2 separate regions of the Homo sapiens genome follow, and region 2 is linked to region 1. Evidence: chromatin loops called from intact Hi-C (ENCODE). Cell type or tissue: PC-9. All regions are shown on one strand. Links, peaks and the distances in the headings refer to the core of each region. The heading gives the core; the rest is flanking DNA.

Region 1 (8,440 bases), core at 3,111-5,610:
TTTCCATTTTTTATATGCTTTAAGAATTTTTTAAAAAAATTTTCATCTTAATTTCTTCTTTGACCCAACGGTTGTTTAAAGCATGTTTAGTTTCCATGTATCTGTATAGTTTTCAATGTTCCTCTTGGCATTGATTTCTAGTTTTATTCCAATGTGGTTTGAGAAAATACTTGATATGATTTTGATTTTTTAAAGTTTGTTGATACTTTTATGTGGTCTAACATATGGTTTATTCTGGAGAATATTCCATATGCTGATGAGAGGAATGTGTATTCTGCGGTTATTGGCTAAAATGTTTTTGAAATGTCTGTTAGGTCTATTTGGTCTATAGTACTGTTTAAGTCTGATGTTTTCTTGTTAATTTTTGTCTAAGTTATTTGTTTAATGCTGGGAGTCTGGTATTGAAGTTCCCAATTATTATTGTATCAGACTCTAGCTCTCCCTTTAGATAGGAATATTTGCTTTATTTATCTGAGTGCTTCAGTGCCAGTTGCATATATGTTTAAGACTGTTATAGCCCCTTGTGGAATGAATCGCTTTATCATTATATAATAACCTTTTTGTTTATTTTTACTGTTTTTAGCTTAAAGTCTGTTTTATTTGATATAAGTATAGCCTCTCTGATATGGTTTGGCTCTGTGTCCCCACCCAAATATCATCATGAATTGTAATTCTTATAATCCTGAAGTGATGTGGGAGGGACCCAGTGGAAGGTAATTTAATCATGGGGGCCGGTTACCCTCATACTGTTCTCATGATAGTGAGTTCTCACAATACCTGATGATTTTACAAGGGGCTTTTTCCCCTTTGGTTTGGCACTTTTCCTTCCTGCATCCATGTGAAACAGGATGTGTTCACTTCCCTTTCCACCATGATGGTAAGTTTCCTGAGGCCTCCCCAGCCCTGCAGAACTGTGAGTCAATTAAACCTCTTTTCTTTCTAAATTACCCAGTCTTGGGCAGTTCTTTATAGCAGTGTGAGAATGGATTAATGCACTCTCCGTTCATATTAATAGCCTTGTGCCTTAACTACTATTACTCTACATCATGGACCCTATGGTTCTGCCATGCCCCCGTGAGGAACTAGGGCAACATAGATGAGCTGTGCAACTCTATTGTTTTTCTTTACTCACTCTCTCTTTACACATGTATTCTATGCAATTCTTGTTTCCTGGTTTAGTAATAAATCAAATTTCAAGTGAAATAAGTCTAATTATTAGTCATGCCAGCTGGCAGACCCAAACATTCTTTGACTGAGTCCAGACCAGCCCTTTGCAATTCATTTTAACTAATAGCACTGCTTCATGTTCTATTTGTTTTATATTACAACTAATAATATCTATGTTCATTGGCTTTTAATTTTATTATAAGGAACCTCATAATTTAGAAATAATTTGAGAAAAATACTAAGAAGCATATCTCCAGGACTAATATTTTGCAAAAGACCAATCCTGTAACTACAACTCTCTATCAGACTTTCCTACTTTCATGTCCAACGTAAGTTAGAAAATAGACTCACATTCAAAATTGTCCTGTATGTTTCTATTCCTTTTCTTCCTCCAGCTTCATATTTTTTTCTCAACATTTTAAATTTTAGGTACTTAAATTCTCCCTCATCTTTGATCACCATAGAATTTTATAAAGTTGGTGGATCATAGAGATAATATAGTCCAAGCTGAAGTCCATAAATATCCTGCATTTACATATTGAATTTTTAGCTTTACAATGTCTACATTAATAACAGATTCTATAGTTTGCTTTTCCATTCCAGTTCTGCTACTATCATAAGAAAATGGCTTTATTTCCTCATACATACCTATTATTGTAATGACCTCTAATTAATGAAGCTTCTCGTTTCCCTTTTAGTGATGAGAATAAAGTGATATTAATATTTTCCTCATGTATGTTTGTTATATGGCTTATCAATTTTTACAAACTTAAATTTAAAATTATCTTAAAAGAATTGCTGGTATGCAATCTTGTTTCTTATATGGGAATATGAAGTGATGATTATGAAGGACCTAGCTGGAAACATTCATTAGTTGACATGTAAAATATAATTTGAATACTTAGTAGAACAAGGTTTTAGTTAGCTGGCCGCAGCTCACCAGGAGTATAAAGTTATTGCTGTGGTCTGAATGTTTGTATCCCTTCAAAATTTCTATGTTAAAACCTAATCACCAATGTGATGGTGCTAAGGAGCAGCACCTTTGGAAGGTGATGGGGTTATGTAGAGAAAGTCCCCATTAATGAGACTATGGTCCTTATCAAAGAGAACCCAGGCACTGCCTTTTCTTTTTCACTATTTAAAGACATGGGGAGAAGGCACTATCTATGCACCAGAAAGAGGGCCCTCCCCAGACACCGAATCTGCTTACACCTTGGTCTTAGACTTCCAAGCTTTCAGAACTATGAGAAATAGATTTTTGTTGTTATAAGCCACCCAGTCTATGGCATTTTGTTATAGCAACCCAAATAGACTAAAGTAGTTATTATAAAATAGGTTGTAAGATAAATATGAATGTGATACAGAGTGGAGTACCCCATTAACAAAATCCAGGCAATAAACAGGAGTGAAATATGTTATTGGAAAGAGAACATTAGATAAACAGGCAAAGGCTGAACATGAAAAGAGTCTGAGTTTGTTCACTAGCATGTCAATTAGAAGTGCAGTAGGAAAATTGTTTAAAATCATGCCAACAATATAACCAACCAGTAACTACAAGCAAGTCCTCCTCATTATTTCATTCAGTCTTGCTTATTCCAAAGAATCTTGGGTCTGCCGTCTGCTCTCATCAAGTACATTTGCTTCCAGACTTGAGAGTCTTAGAATTTGTAATGCAGCCTACCATGGCAGCCTGAAAGTTTTCTAAGCCATATCATTATGAAAGTCTGTGCCCAAAGAGTCTGTTTTATTAAGCACAATTACTGGGCAACTAAATAATTTCTAACTAGTCTGAGCAGTGTAACATTGATTACTAAGAATAATTTTAATCTTATTTACTTTTGCTTCTAATTCTTCTATGCTATGTGATGGTTCAAGTTTGTGACCATGTGAATGAACATGTTAAATTTGTCACACTAAGGTATAATGGGGTGTGTGCTTAAAGGAAATTGTTTTAGGTGTTCTTGTGTAGACTATACACTTTTGTGCTTATTTGTTCCTCTTCCATGAAATATATTTGTCAAGTGGGAAGAAAATTCCAATTTACATAAAACTTCATTAAGCCTGGGACTCTAACTCAATAATAAATACGGAACTGAACTGAGTACTTTACTCTAGATGATTAGTTATTAAGCATTAGCACATATCAGATCCATCTGGAGGGCTCGTTAAAATACAAACTGCTGAGATTCATCCTCAGAGTTTTTGATTCAGTAGGTCTTGACATGCAATTTTGCATTTCTCTTAAGTTTACACAGTAAAGCTAAAATTGCTGGTTCAAGGCCCACACTTTTATAACTGTTGCACTTTTTGCCTTTTATAATATCCAAGTGGCCTCTTGATGCAATGATAGAGGCAGGAGTCTGAGAAATTCTAGGCAGACAGGGGCAGGTCCCTGGCAAAATCCCATCCCTGAGTCAAAAAGCCTGAAACCCAATGGCCCGAAGTGAGAACTTCCATCCCTGTGTACCCGCTCTCTCCCGATTGGTTCTTTCTGAATAGCATATTTTTACCAATTGAATGTTGCTTTTTCCATAACCACCTACAGCCCACCCTGCCCCAATTCTGTGCCTATAAAGACCTCAGGCTCAGCCAGCAGAGAGGAAAAGTGGCTGGATGTTGAGAGAGGCAGTTTGACTCCAGAGATGGCAGCTGGATGTCGGAAAGCAGCAACTTGACTTCACAAGAGAGAGGCAGAGGTGACTTAATATCAGAGGAGAGCAACCTGCCCTTCCCATCCCCTTTCCATCTCCCCTCTTGCTGAGAGCCGCTCTCGTCACGCAATAAAATTCACCACATTCACCATCCTTCAATTTATATTTGCGACCTCATTCCTCTTGGGCACCGGACAAGAATTTGGGATGCACCAAGTGTGGACACCCACAAAGGCTGTCACAGTGGCCCTTTGCCATTGCCAGCAGAGGGCAGCTGCCCCATGCAATAAGCCAAAGGGCTGGCTGAGCTGATAACACACTGCTTTCTGTGGACGGCGGCGGAGCTAAAAGAGTATTGTAACATGCCCTCTGGGGCCTTGGGGAACCCCACCTGGATCCTGCCAAGAGGCCTGCATGAAGTTTGCTCCTGCCAGCACTAAAGCAGCCAGTTTTTTCCTGCACTCACTCACCTGCACACTTCCTCCTGCGATGGGTGGGACACAGTCAACCTGAGTGAGCAGAGTTTGCTCATGCAGGCACCTAAATTGCTGGCAAGTTCCTGAGCTCATTCGCTTCAATTCCCGTACTCATTTGCATGGGTGCTCCCTCCCACAAGGGGTTGAACAGGACAGGTTGAGTAAATGGTGCACCCCTCTTTTGAGTCCCACCAAGGGTCAAGAAAATATCCTGCATCACTTTGTCAACTTATGCCACTTAAAGGACATGCTGCCTACTTTAGACTTATTTACAAGTTTGCATAATTTTTAGACATAGACAACGCCGTTTATCTCTGCAATTACTATCAATTCTAACCTAGGAAGCACCAAGTTAATGGCAATAAAAAAAAAAAGAATAAACAACTGTTTCCAGCAACAAGGTGACTGTACCAGTAATTAATTTATTGCCTTCCAGAGGCAAATTCACTATTGCCTGTTCTGAGAAAAAGAATCTGGGCCCTTCAAATAGCTGCCAGAATGTAAAAACTTGCCAGCAGATGGTGGTGGAGAGATGCTGGAGGTGGAAGGGATTTCATCCCAGGTCTGGTATGCTCCCTCATCAGGCTCTCACAGTGGAACACACCTTCTCCAACACCTGGCTCCTGTTCAGCAGCACCCAGAGACCATCAGCTTCCTTTTGCACTCCTTTCAGATAATTTAGCAGTTGAGTCTCTCTGGAAAAATCAATAGCTTTCCATGACACCCCAGAGGATGAATCTCCTGCCTGCCCAAAAGGCATATTTTCAGCAATTTCTTCCAGTACAGCCCCACTGCAACTACTCTGCCACCCAGTGAGAGCCACATTCTCTTTTCTTTTTTTTCTTTTTTTTAATTTTTGATTTCCAACTTTTAAGCTCAAGGGAACATGTTCAGGATATAGAGTGTGCAGTTTGGTACATAGGTAAACATGTGCCTTGTGGTTTGCTGCACAGATCATCCCATCACCTAGGTATTAAGCCCAGCATCCATTAGCTGTTCTTCCTGATGCTCTCCCTCCTCCCATGCCCCACCCTCCAACAGGCCCTAGTCTGTGTTGTTCTCTCCCCGGCAATTCCTCAAAGACTTAGAGGCAGAAATACCATTTGACCCAGCAATCCCATTATTGGGTATATACCCAAAGGAATATAAATCATTCAATCAGGAACATATACGCATGTGTACGTTCACTGCAGCACTATTCACAATAGCAAAGACATGGAATCAACCTAAATGTCCATCAATGATAGACTGGATAAAGAAAATATGGTACATACACACCATGGAATACTATGCAGTCACAAAAAGGAATGAGATCATGTCTTTTGTAGGGACATGGATGGGGCTGGAAGTCATTATCCTCAGAAAACTAATGCAGGAACAGAAAAACCAAACAGTGCATGTTCTCACTTATATGTGGGAGCTGAGTGTTGAGAACACATGGACACATGGTAGTGAGCCACATTCTTACCCTTTCCAATAAGGCTTGAATCTCATCTTGGTAGGGAGGGAGCAGTCTTACTGGATGCTGTATTTCAGCACCAGGGATTGGAGAACACTCCCTCACTTTTGCATCAGCTAATCCTGTACTCTATAAAATTCTTTTCATTTATTACAATCCTATTCCTCCATACACAAATCTCCTGTTAAAATTAATAACTTTTATATCAAACTTCCTCTGTTCACATTACTGTGTTGGTTTCTCCCTCCTGATTGGATCACAACTGATACAATTGGGTTAAATACTTTTTCATAAAATAAATTATTAAATCCATTCCTTTAGTGTGTAAGTATTTAGAGTTTACAAATTACTGAGATTTAATTCTACAAATTATACATATTTACAATCTAGGTGAAGGCACTCAAGAGATATTTAAACATTTCCCCTCTAAGACATCAGTTTAAAGAAAGACAGAAAGAAAGAAAGAAAGAAAGAAAGAAAGAAAGAAAGAAAGAAAGAAAGAAAGAAAGAAAGAAAACCCTTTGCTAGCACAAAACAGTCCCCAAAACCTTACTGTTGGGGTTGAGAAACTGATACCTCCTATGGCACTTTGGAATGCTGAGTACTTTGAATCAAAGGAGTTGAAAGACCATAGAAGCAACTTCAGAACCAATGTCACTCTGACCTCCTGCTCTTCTGTCTCTTACCCTCTTTCTCCTGCAATAGTGCAAGGAGGGGCTCTCCCTGAACTTTCCTTATCTGTCTAAAGATTGGCCCTCTAGAAAGAATACACTTGTCATGAGTGTTTTTCCTGGGAATCTCATCAGCCAGGGAAAAGTAAAAGTATCACAGGGGAGGAAACTGAAAGTTGACAACATGCCCAGGCAGATTTTATCACAGACTATCGCCTCTTTTTCTGAGACTGTTTATTACCTGAAAGACCTTTTGTTTGCATAACAAGACAACCTTTGTTCACCCTGCATTTTCTCCCCTCACTCTCCCATAACTTGTGTCACCACCAACCCTAGAATCCCCAGGCCTGTATTCCTTTCTTCAGCTCAAGATGTTATATATGTTTCAATCATCTGCCCCCTTTTCAAGTCTCATATTTTGTGGGACTCCTATGTGTATGCAAATAATTAAAATGTTTTTTTCTCCTGTTAGTAATTATCAAACCTTCAGAGGATAAAGAAAGTTTCCTTTCTCTATATTAATAATCTCTAGTCCCAACATTCCATTCCTCATTCCCCAGCATTCACACACACATTTCCATGCTGCTTTTCAACAAAAAGTTTTATTTCCTGCAGTGTAGCAAAATAACATGATTCTAAGTTCTCTTTTATAAAATCTGTTAGCTATTATAATTCCTTCACTCACTTTCCCCTTTGTAATAAATTTTTCCCCATCCATTAAAATAATATGGGCTTAGTAGAATGCTTAAAAAATAAAGATCCACATGAAAAATTTAAAGTCATGTATAAACATATAATTTAGTGATAATTAGTGTTAACATTTTGGCTCATTTTCTCTTTGCCTTTGTAAAATTACATTAGTCTTGGATTTGTTTCTTTTCCTACCCCTATCACAAAAGATGCTCCTCTTCATCCATGGTTACTATTTTAGTGTGCCCTAAAGGATATCACAGCTGATATGTCAGGCTACAGTTGTAACTTCCCTAAAATTATGACCTTCTTCTATCGTTGATGTTGTCACCACGTGGTAATGAAATCTTAGGATATTATAAATAGTTTGGTATTTGATTCTCATATTTAATAATGAATCTAGAGATTTCAGGGAAGAAATAAAGTTGATATTGTTTGGATATTTGTTCCCTTTAAATGTCATCTTGAAATTTGATCCTCAGTGTTGGAGGTGGAGCTTAGTGAAAGGCATCTAGGTCATGCAGCACTCCTAGCACCTCCAAGGTCTGCTTTTTCAAAAGAGTCTGGAGCCTCCCTTTATTCACTTTTTCCTTCTCTCTCACCGTGTGTTGGTTTCTCTCCTTTCCCTTCTGCCATGAGTGAAAACTTTCTGAAGCCCTCATCAGAAGCAGATGCTGGTACCATGCTTGCACAGCCTGCACGAGTGTAAGCCAAATAAACCTCTTTTCTTTATAAATTCCTCAGCCTCATAGTATTCCTTTACAGCTATGCAAATGGACTAAGACAAGAGTTGATCCCCTTCAACCACACAGAAAAAGACTTCCACTTTGTTGAATTTGCTTCATTTACAAACAAAACTCTAATAATAATAGTATACAGAGAATTAAAGAATACAATTGATCATATGCACTGACTTAGAAAAGGAATGCACATGGGATGGCAAAATAGAGAAGGCTTCTTGTGAGTGTGTGGGGGAGGCAGGATAGGGTTATCTGGGTCTTTAAAAAAACACTTGACTTAAGCAGAGAGGGCTATGAGAGGGCTTAATAAAAGTACAGAGGTAGAAATACAGAAGAGGTATAAAAATAACAAATAGTCTTATGTGATTACAACTTGACATATGTAATTTAGCGGAAGCATTTTCTACTTCTGAAACAAATTATGATTAACACTTCCTGTAATAGGTTTATAATTATGTAAACCTATTTAAATCAATCATTTGCACAACAAAATGAATGAATTAATTTGTTGCAGCTGTGTTTACTGAGGCACACATGTAAAGCAATTTTAAATGCTGTCAAGTAACAATGATTTCGTTTCATGACT
Region 2 (8,440 bases), core at 2,959-5,458, 290 kb after region 1:
CTGAAACCTGGAGACCCAGTTGGTGTAATCTGAAGGCCTGAAAGTCAAAGATTCAATGGTGTAATTTTAGTCCCAGTTTGTAGGCCTGGCATTTCAAAGAAAGGAGAGGAATAGATATTCCAGCTCAATCAATCAGGCAAAGAAAGAGTGAATTCTCCTGTCCTTCACCTTTTCTTCTATTCAGACCCTCACTGAATTAGTTGATATCACACATAGAGAAGGGCAATGAAGTTTACTATGTCTATTCATAAAAATGCTAATTTCTCCCATGAATACCATGACAGAGACACTCAGAAATATTGTCTAAATAGATGTCCTGATCCCATGATCTAGGAAAGTTAACACATAAAATATGACAATCAATAACTAATAACTTTTCAAATGAAAAACCACAATATTTGAATGGTTTCACTGCTGAATTACACCAATTGTTTAAGAAGAAACTGTAAAATTTTCCACAATCCCTGTCAGGAAGTAGAAAAAAATGAGAATGTTTCCTAACATTTTTTATGAAGACAGTGTTACTCTAATACTAAATATAGATAAAGCCCTTACAGAAAAGAAAACTAAAGATTATGAACACAGGTGAAAATTTCACATGAATACAGATTCAAAATTTTTCAATAAAATATTAACAAATCAAACAACAACATATAAAAATAATTCTACACCATGATCAAGAAGGAATTACTCCAGGTATGCAAGACTGTTCTACATCCAGAAGTCAGTGTTATCTACCACATTAAAGACTAATAAAGAAGAAAATTGAATAATTATATCAATAGATACAGAAAAAGCATTTGAAAATACATGAAACCTATTCATAATAAGAAGTATTAGCAAATTAGAAGTAGAGAGGATGGGAACTCCCTGTATTTGATGAAGACACCTACAAAAATCCTACAGGTGGAATCATATTTAATGTTGAGAGACTGGAAGCTTTTCTCCTAAGACTGGGAACAAGGCAAAGATAACTTCTCTCATCATTTCTACTCAACATTGTACTAAAAGTCTTAACAAGTGCAATAAGACAATAAAAGAAATAAAAAAGATAGAAAAGGAAAAATTAGAACTATCTGTGCTGAGTTTATATTATTATCTATATAACAGATCTCAAGGAATTTGCAAAAACAAGTAGTTTTTTAAATCTAATTATAAGATCTCAGAAAACAAGGTCAATATACAAAAGTTAGTTACTTATTAAGAAATTCATCCTTTGCAGTGAGCAATGAGAAACAATATTAGTTTCTAAAAATGCCATTTACAATTGCACAGACATGAAAATAAATACTGAGATATAAATCTGACAAAACTTTTTAATAATCTACATGTCTTTTACTACATGTGCAAAACTACAAAATTCTGATAAAAGAAATTACAGAAGATCTAAATAAAGTGTGATAAGTTCAACATTACTTCACTATTGTTAAGATGTTAATTCTTTCCTATTTGATGAATATATTCAATGCAATCCCAATTTTTTAGAAAAATACTCCTTTTTAGATATCAACAAACATATATATAATGTTTATATGAAAAGCCAAAAAACCTGAAATACTCAATAAAAACTGAAAAAACATAAAGTTGGAGGATGCATGCTACCCGATTTTAAGACTTACTATAAAGGCACAGTGTCAAGACAGTGTGGTATTGACTAAAGAATTCACACATAGTTCAATGGAACTAGTGGGTCCAGAAATAGGCCTCATACAAATATAATCAACTGATCTTTGACAAAGGAGCAAAATGCAATTCAATAGCAAAGGAATAGTCTTTGCAATAAATGTAGTGAGTGGTGCTGCAACAATGGGCTATCCTTCTGCACACACATAAAAAAATGAACCTGGAGACACGAACCTCAGAGCTTCACAAAAAATCAACTTAGAATAGAACATAGATTTAAATGCAAAACTACAAATATAGGAGAGAATTTAGAAGACCTTGAATTTGGCCATAAGATTTTGGATACAACCACAAAACGATTCTGTGAAAGCTTAGATGTTACTAAAATTAAAAGCTTCAGCCCTGTGAAAGTCACTGTTAGGATAATTTTTAAAAAGTAATAGACTGGGAAAAAATTTGCAAGACATGCATCTGATAAAAGGCTTGTATCCAAAATATACAATAAACATTTAAGACTCAACTATAAGAAAACCACATTTGAAAGTTGGCAAAAGATTTAAATAGACACCTCATCAAAGAAGATACACAGATAGAAAATAAAGATGGTCAACATCATTTGTTACCAGAACATTGCAAATTAAAACAATTAGGAACCACTACTTATTTATTAGAATTGCTAAAATCTAAAAATCTGATAATACTTAATACTGAGAAGAATGCAGAGTAACAGGAACTCTCATTCTTTTCTGGTGGAAATGAAAAACTGTACAGATTCCTTGGAAGACAACTTTTCAATTTCTTTTTTTTTTTTTTTTTTTTTTTCTGGGACGGAATCTCACTCTGTCGCCCAGTCTGGAGTACAGTGGCACAATCTTAGCTCACTGCAAACTCTGCCTCCCGGGTTCATGCCATTCTCCTGCCTCAGCCTCCTGAGCTTTTCAATTTCTTATCAAGCTAAACATATAATTCAGCAAGCATGCTCCTAGATTTTTACTAAACTGATTTGTTAATTTTTGCCCACAAAAATTCTATTTATATTTTTATAGATGCTTTATTCATAATTACCCCAAACTGGAAGCAATCAAGACGTTCCCCAAGAGGAGAACAGATAGTCTGTGATACATCCATATGGTGAGATAATATTCAATGATAAAAAGATAAGAGCAATCAAATCATGAAAAAAATGAAAGAATCTTAAATGCAAATTTCTAAGTGAAATAAGCCAATTTGAAAAGGATACAGACTAGTGATTCTGATTATGTGACATTCCACAAGAAAGAAACCTATCAGGGGTTGCCAAATGTTTGTGGGGAGTAAAGGAGGATGGAAGAATAATTGATGCACAAATGATTCTTCTGTCAATAAAGCTATGATTATATGCTGTATGATACTGTAATGGTGGATACATGGCATTAGGTATTTGTCAAAACCAACAGAACTTTACAGAAGAAATAGTAAACCTTAATGTACGCAAATTTAAAAAGAAACATATAGTATGTCTGGAGATCCCTGACACCATCTAAGCAAAAAAAAAATCTAACTGTATTTCACATGTGTGACACAACCTCACTGAAGTTGGTAGAGGAAGAAAATGTGCTAACCTAAGTTACTTTATATACGATATAAATGAATTTTATTTGTCTCATGAACCCTGTACTTTAGTTGACAAAAATGTTTTTGTTAAGAGGTAACTTAGGTTACAAGTGCTCTGCTGAATGAATTGATTAATGCCATTATCTTGAGAGTAGGTTAGCTACCTAGGAAGTGAGTTCTTGATAAAAGGATTAGTTCAGCACTATTCCTATTTCTCTGTCACATGCATACATGCTGTCTTGCTCTTCTGCCTTCCACCATGGGATAACACAGAAGGAAGGTCCTTGTTACATGTAGGTTCCTCAACCTTGGATTTCCCAGTCTCGAGAACTGTAAGAAATAAGTCTCTGTTCTTTATAAATTACCCAGTCTAAGGCATGCTACATTAGCACAAAACGGACTAAGACACTATCTATCCATCTACCTATATGTCTATATATCTACCTAATCTATCTGGCTATTTATCTATCTATCTATCTATCTATCTATCTATCTATCTATCATCTATCTGTTCCCACCTAAGCAGGTGAAAGTAAGCTACCTTATAAAGCAGAAGATAATATACACATCAAAACACTCTCTTACCTAATAAAGACTGGTACGTTAAAGGTAGTGGTACACTGCTTTTACATCTCAATGTTTATTTGCTCATTTGTTTTTCCCAACTGTGAACAAAATGTTATGAAAAAGCTATTATAATAGCAACTAGTATGCAGCTCCACCATCTTTAACTTAATTGGAGAGAGACATAAAGAAAAATGTTTGTTCTTAACATTCTTGCAAGAAGAAGCAATATGCAGAGAATGTTTTTTTCTCTCTCTCTCTTTCTCTGTGTTTATGTATACATTCATTAATCTATACTTATATACATTAAAATTCAGTTTTTTAAAATAAGTAAGAAAATGGGTGTTTCAGTCAACTAAATATTCTAATTAATTCAATATTTTATCCTGTGAGATGTTCAAAAGATCAAATATTTTTAAAAGTCATAATAATCCCATAAAATTACTTAGATAGTCACTCTTTCTTCCTCATCTTTTGTCTAGGTCACTCCTACCATACTGAACATGAATTTGATAATTTTTTAATCTTATTCACGCACAAGCTTAGATTTGATTCCTTATTTTATATTTATAAACTATTTTTGTCTTGCCGCTGACTTTTTTGTATCAGATTGAGTTTTATACTACTGTTTTATTTAAGCCCTTTCTTGCAATTACCATCATCCTGCACCAATATAGAAATTTCAGTGTGTTTCCTTCTTCCTTGAGCTCACAATGAGATCTCCTGTTATAGGCTGATGGCTACAGGCATATTTTACTGTCATAATTTTCACAGAACTCACACACTAATAATCCAAACTAACCCTAAAATTATATCAAAAAATTAATCTGATTAGGATGATAATTCACAGTCACATAGTGTTTTGGAATCTTTGTGGTGAAAATAAATTGTTCGTTTAAAACTATTGACTTAGAAGTCGGACTCTATTATTGTGTAATGACTGAAACCAGAAGTAACATTTTTCAATATATCTCTATATAAAGAATATTCTCTGATATGGTTTGGCTGTGTCCCCACCCAAATCTCATCTTAAATTGTAACTCCCACAATTCCCACATGTCCTGGGAGGAACCGGGTGGGAGGTGATTGAATTATGGGGGTGGATCTTTCCTACGCTGTTCTCATGACAGTGAATGAGTCTCATGAGATTTGATAGTTTTAAAAATGTAAGTTTCTCTGCACAAGCTCTCTTTTTGCCTGCTGCCATCCACGTAAGATGTGACTTGCACCTCCTTGTCTTCTGCCACGATTGTGAGGCTTCCCCAGCCATGTGGAACTGTGAGTTCTCCATTATACCTCTTTCCTTTTTATATTGCCCAGTCTTCAGTATGTCTTTATCAGCAGCATGAGACTAGACTAACACATTCTCATTTTGTGCGTTTTGGAGAAAAAATAATACGGCAAGAAATTCCATTTTTGAAAATTATTATTGCTTAAACTTTAGATAAATGGGAATTGACTGTGTTTGTTTACCCTAACATGGACTAGGTGCTGGCAAATTACAACTGCAATTTTGTTTCTGCAGCCTCAAATTTAATCTTTTATTTTGTCAGATGTGGCTAGGTGAACAATTTCCAAAAAAAAAAAAGACTAAAATAGTGAGCCTTAAAAAATCCTATTTCTCTTCTAGACTTGGATCCCTAAGTACCAGTCAAGGAAAATATCTAATTTCTTCAAGGAAAAAGAGTCCATATTTCTTTTGAAACATATCATGTTGCCATAGTTACCAAATGCTCTCCTTTTATTTCCTAACAATAATATCACCATCTAGATACACATAGCTTACAAAAGTAAATGTTTTATTGTGGAATTTTATAAGGACACAGGATCTGCTTCCAATGACTTTCAAAAAAATTAAAATGGAAGGATTCTTTCTAATAAATACACCTGAGTTGAAATTAAATGTTTTCTGAGCAAGAGCATAGGAGAAAAGGAGGAGCAGAGAGAAACTGAAAAAGACACATACAGTTTTAACATTTCAAAGGTGAAGGTGATTTAAATTAGGATTTGGGCATGGCTGTTCTTCTCCACCCCAGTGTATATAAACATTCTCATATGGGTTGCCATGTCTCCAGGAGTGATACCTTCATCTGGACAGGCCATTAGAAATTAAAACATATTTACACATATACACATGCACATCTTAGAATAAGAAAAATTATAAACCAGCTTATTTTTATTTGTCTTGCCAAATATAAACTTTAGAGACAAAATTTTAAATAAAGCAGCAACTATGAAAATAAATAATGAGATTCCTGTGTACAGAATTACGTAGTTGGGGTTTACATATTTGAAATCAAGCTCCAAGTAGAAACGAATCAGTTTTCTCTTTCTTTTCTCTTACTTTTTAAGAAGCTATCACAAGAATTTTATTTACAGGAATTTAAGGTGGAAACATATACCTTTTGGGGAGTAAATCATTACTAAAAACATAATTAATGTGGTCATTTTGAACAATATTATCAAATAGTTACCTCAATGAATCATAAAAATCATCAAATATGTACATGATTTGAAAAATCTTGAAAACTAAGAAAGTTGAAATATGCAAAAAGTAAATTTCATAGTCTACCTTTATAGATAAAACATCAATAGCTAATATTAAACTATAAGCATTATTATTAAAATATAAACATTAATTGAAAATTTAAAATTAAATTTAAAAATTAATTAATTTCTTTATATCTTCCTATTTCATACTTAAAAGGTTTCTTATTCTAGCCTACACGGTGTATCACAAACTGCAAATTACAATACTTGATGTTTTAATGCACTATGTCGGGGGGTGGGGGGCAAGGGGAGAGAGGAAGAGCATTAGGACAAATACCTAATGCATGCGAGGCTTAAAACCTACATGACAGTTTGTTAGGTTCAGCAAACCACCACGGCACATGTATACCTATGTAACAAACCTGCATGTTCTGCACACATATCCCAGAACTTAAAGTAAAATTTAAAATAAGAAAATAATAATAATAAAGAATGTGTTATTTAAATGTAATCTTTAGCATTTCAGTTTTGTTTACTGGAGTAATAATCTCAATATTATTTTTAAATATAGAGAATTCAAAATTATTTAACATAAAGTATACTTCATTTTATTTGTAAAGTTTTACCCATCATTTTTAAAATGAATGATTTAGGCAGAGCATTACGGCGTTTGAGAAAAACTGGCCTTCATTGTAAGTTGACTGTAGGATTTATTGATACAAGCAAAAGATGCATAAAAAAGAAAACTTTTTCATAATTTTGTTTTTCAAAAACTTATATATGCATATGTGTATGTGTGTATGTATGTGTGTATATTTAAATATGTATCATGTACTTTAGAGAGATTTTTACATCTAGTATGGCTCTTAGGATAAAGGCCATGATTCCCATAGTATAAGTTTTCTCGATTAAAAAACTAGCTTTGTGTGGTGGTGGGTGAGATGTTATATTGTTTACTTCTTCAAACTCTGTTGGCCTGCCTTAAACTTATTTTGGTTTATTATTGTTTGTATTTTTAATTGTATGCTTAGAGGGATCCTTTATCTTTCCAATCAGCCTTGTCCACGTCTGAATCCCATCTCCTTTCACCTTGAGAATTTTTATTCTCAAGAGGTCAATTTTTTTTTCTGTCTTCTTACTCTCATTTCCCACTACAGGAGGCTTATCTAATTATAAACAATAAAGAAATGATTTTGAAATTATCTTTTTACTTATACACCCAAACAGGTATCTGTAGATTCTTTCTTATCTTTTGCTTACCCATTTCTGAAATGTTCCTATACCTAAAGCCAGATGCTTTTTTTTTTTTTTAATCTGCTGCAGTCTTTTTGGACAACTTAGTCCTCTTCCAGTCGCTTCACCTCTCACTCATAACTTGCTGACTCCAGAATCTATAACTCTTTAATTATCTTCTGAGGTCCTGAGATATATATATATATATATATATATATATATATATATATATATATATATATATATATAAAATATAAAATATATATATACACAATGTTTTATTGAAACTTCCCAATTATTGCATGTCAGGTATTCTCATTTCACAGACCAGCAAACAGATACTTACAGAAGTTAAGTATTACAGCAGGTTTACTCAATTAGCACATGTCCAAGCTAGTATTTAATCCAAAACTTTTGATTTTTTTTCTATTATACACGCTTTCTTTCCATTTTCTTGAATTCCAGTTTTGTCTACCAGGGTAAAGTAGGTGATTGTTAAAGAAGGGAGGCTTTAGAATTTCTATCTTTTTTATTTTTTATTTTTTTGGAACCCACTTGCATGAATTTTTCAGATTCCGGAAATAATGCTTTGCAATGAATGAGGTAGTACTTTTAATTCTATATATTTTTGCCATAATGTCTATGCACCCAGACTGTGAAATAAATTGCACTGACCTGTGTCTTTAATGCCTGTCACTTAAAATTTTTCCAAACCACCTTAAATGTTGAAGTTCATAAAATTGGTAATGCTCGACGTGGGGGGAAAAAAAACAACAGAAACCACTAAGATGTTCTACTTTATGGTCTCTGCATGACATCTAGTGGTTGGAACTGGAAAATTTGAGGAAATTATGATTTGTACCAGGGAAAATACAATCTGTGTTAGTCTGGAGTCCTCATTCCTAACATCAAAGGAAACATGATGTAGATATCCTTT

What was found. A loop is a pair of places that touch in the nucleus more often than their neighbours do. Peaks named below come from ENCODE experiments on the same cell type or tissue, not always from the same donor. Only the 100,000 strongest peaks of a DNase experiment are listed, where the experiment ranks them.
Region 2: a loop joins it to region 1, with 10 times the contacts of the local background. A loop is called at or near these places in 6 of 110 quality-filtered maps.

The regions. Positions count from the first base shown.
Region 1 is chr21:27,755,191-27,763,630 of GRCh38, forward strand. No RefSeq gene overlaps it. Among named protein-coding and RNA genes, the nearest start is that of LINC00113, 37 kb to the left of the region's middle. In PC-9, for the core only: a CTCF peak has its summit at 4,090 (motif pointing right); no DNase peak of the experiment used is centred there.
Region 2 is chr21:28,043,480-28,051,919 of GRCh38, forward strand. It overlaps LINC01697 (long intergenic non-protein coding RNA 1697), which reads left to right and starts at 4,935. Exons shown (of 5, transcript NR_126010.1): 1 at 4,935-5,058. In PC-9, for the core only: no CTCF peak of the experiment used is centred there; no DNase peak of the experiment used is centred there.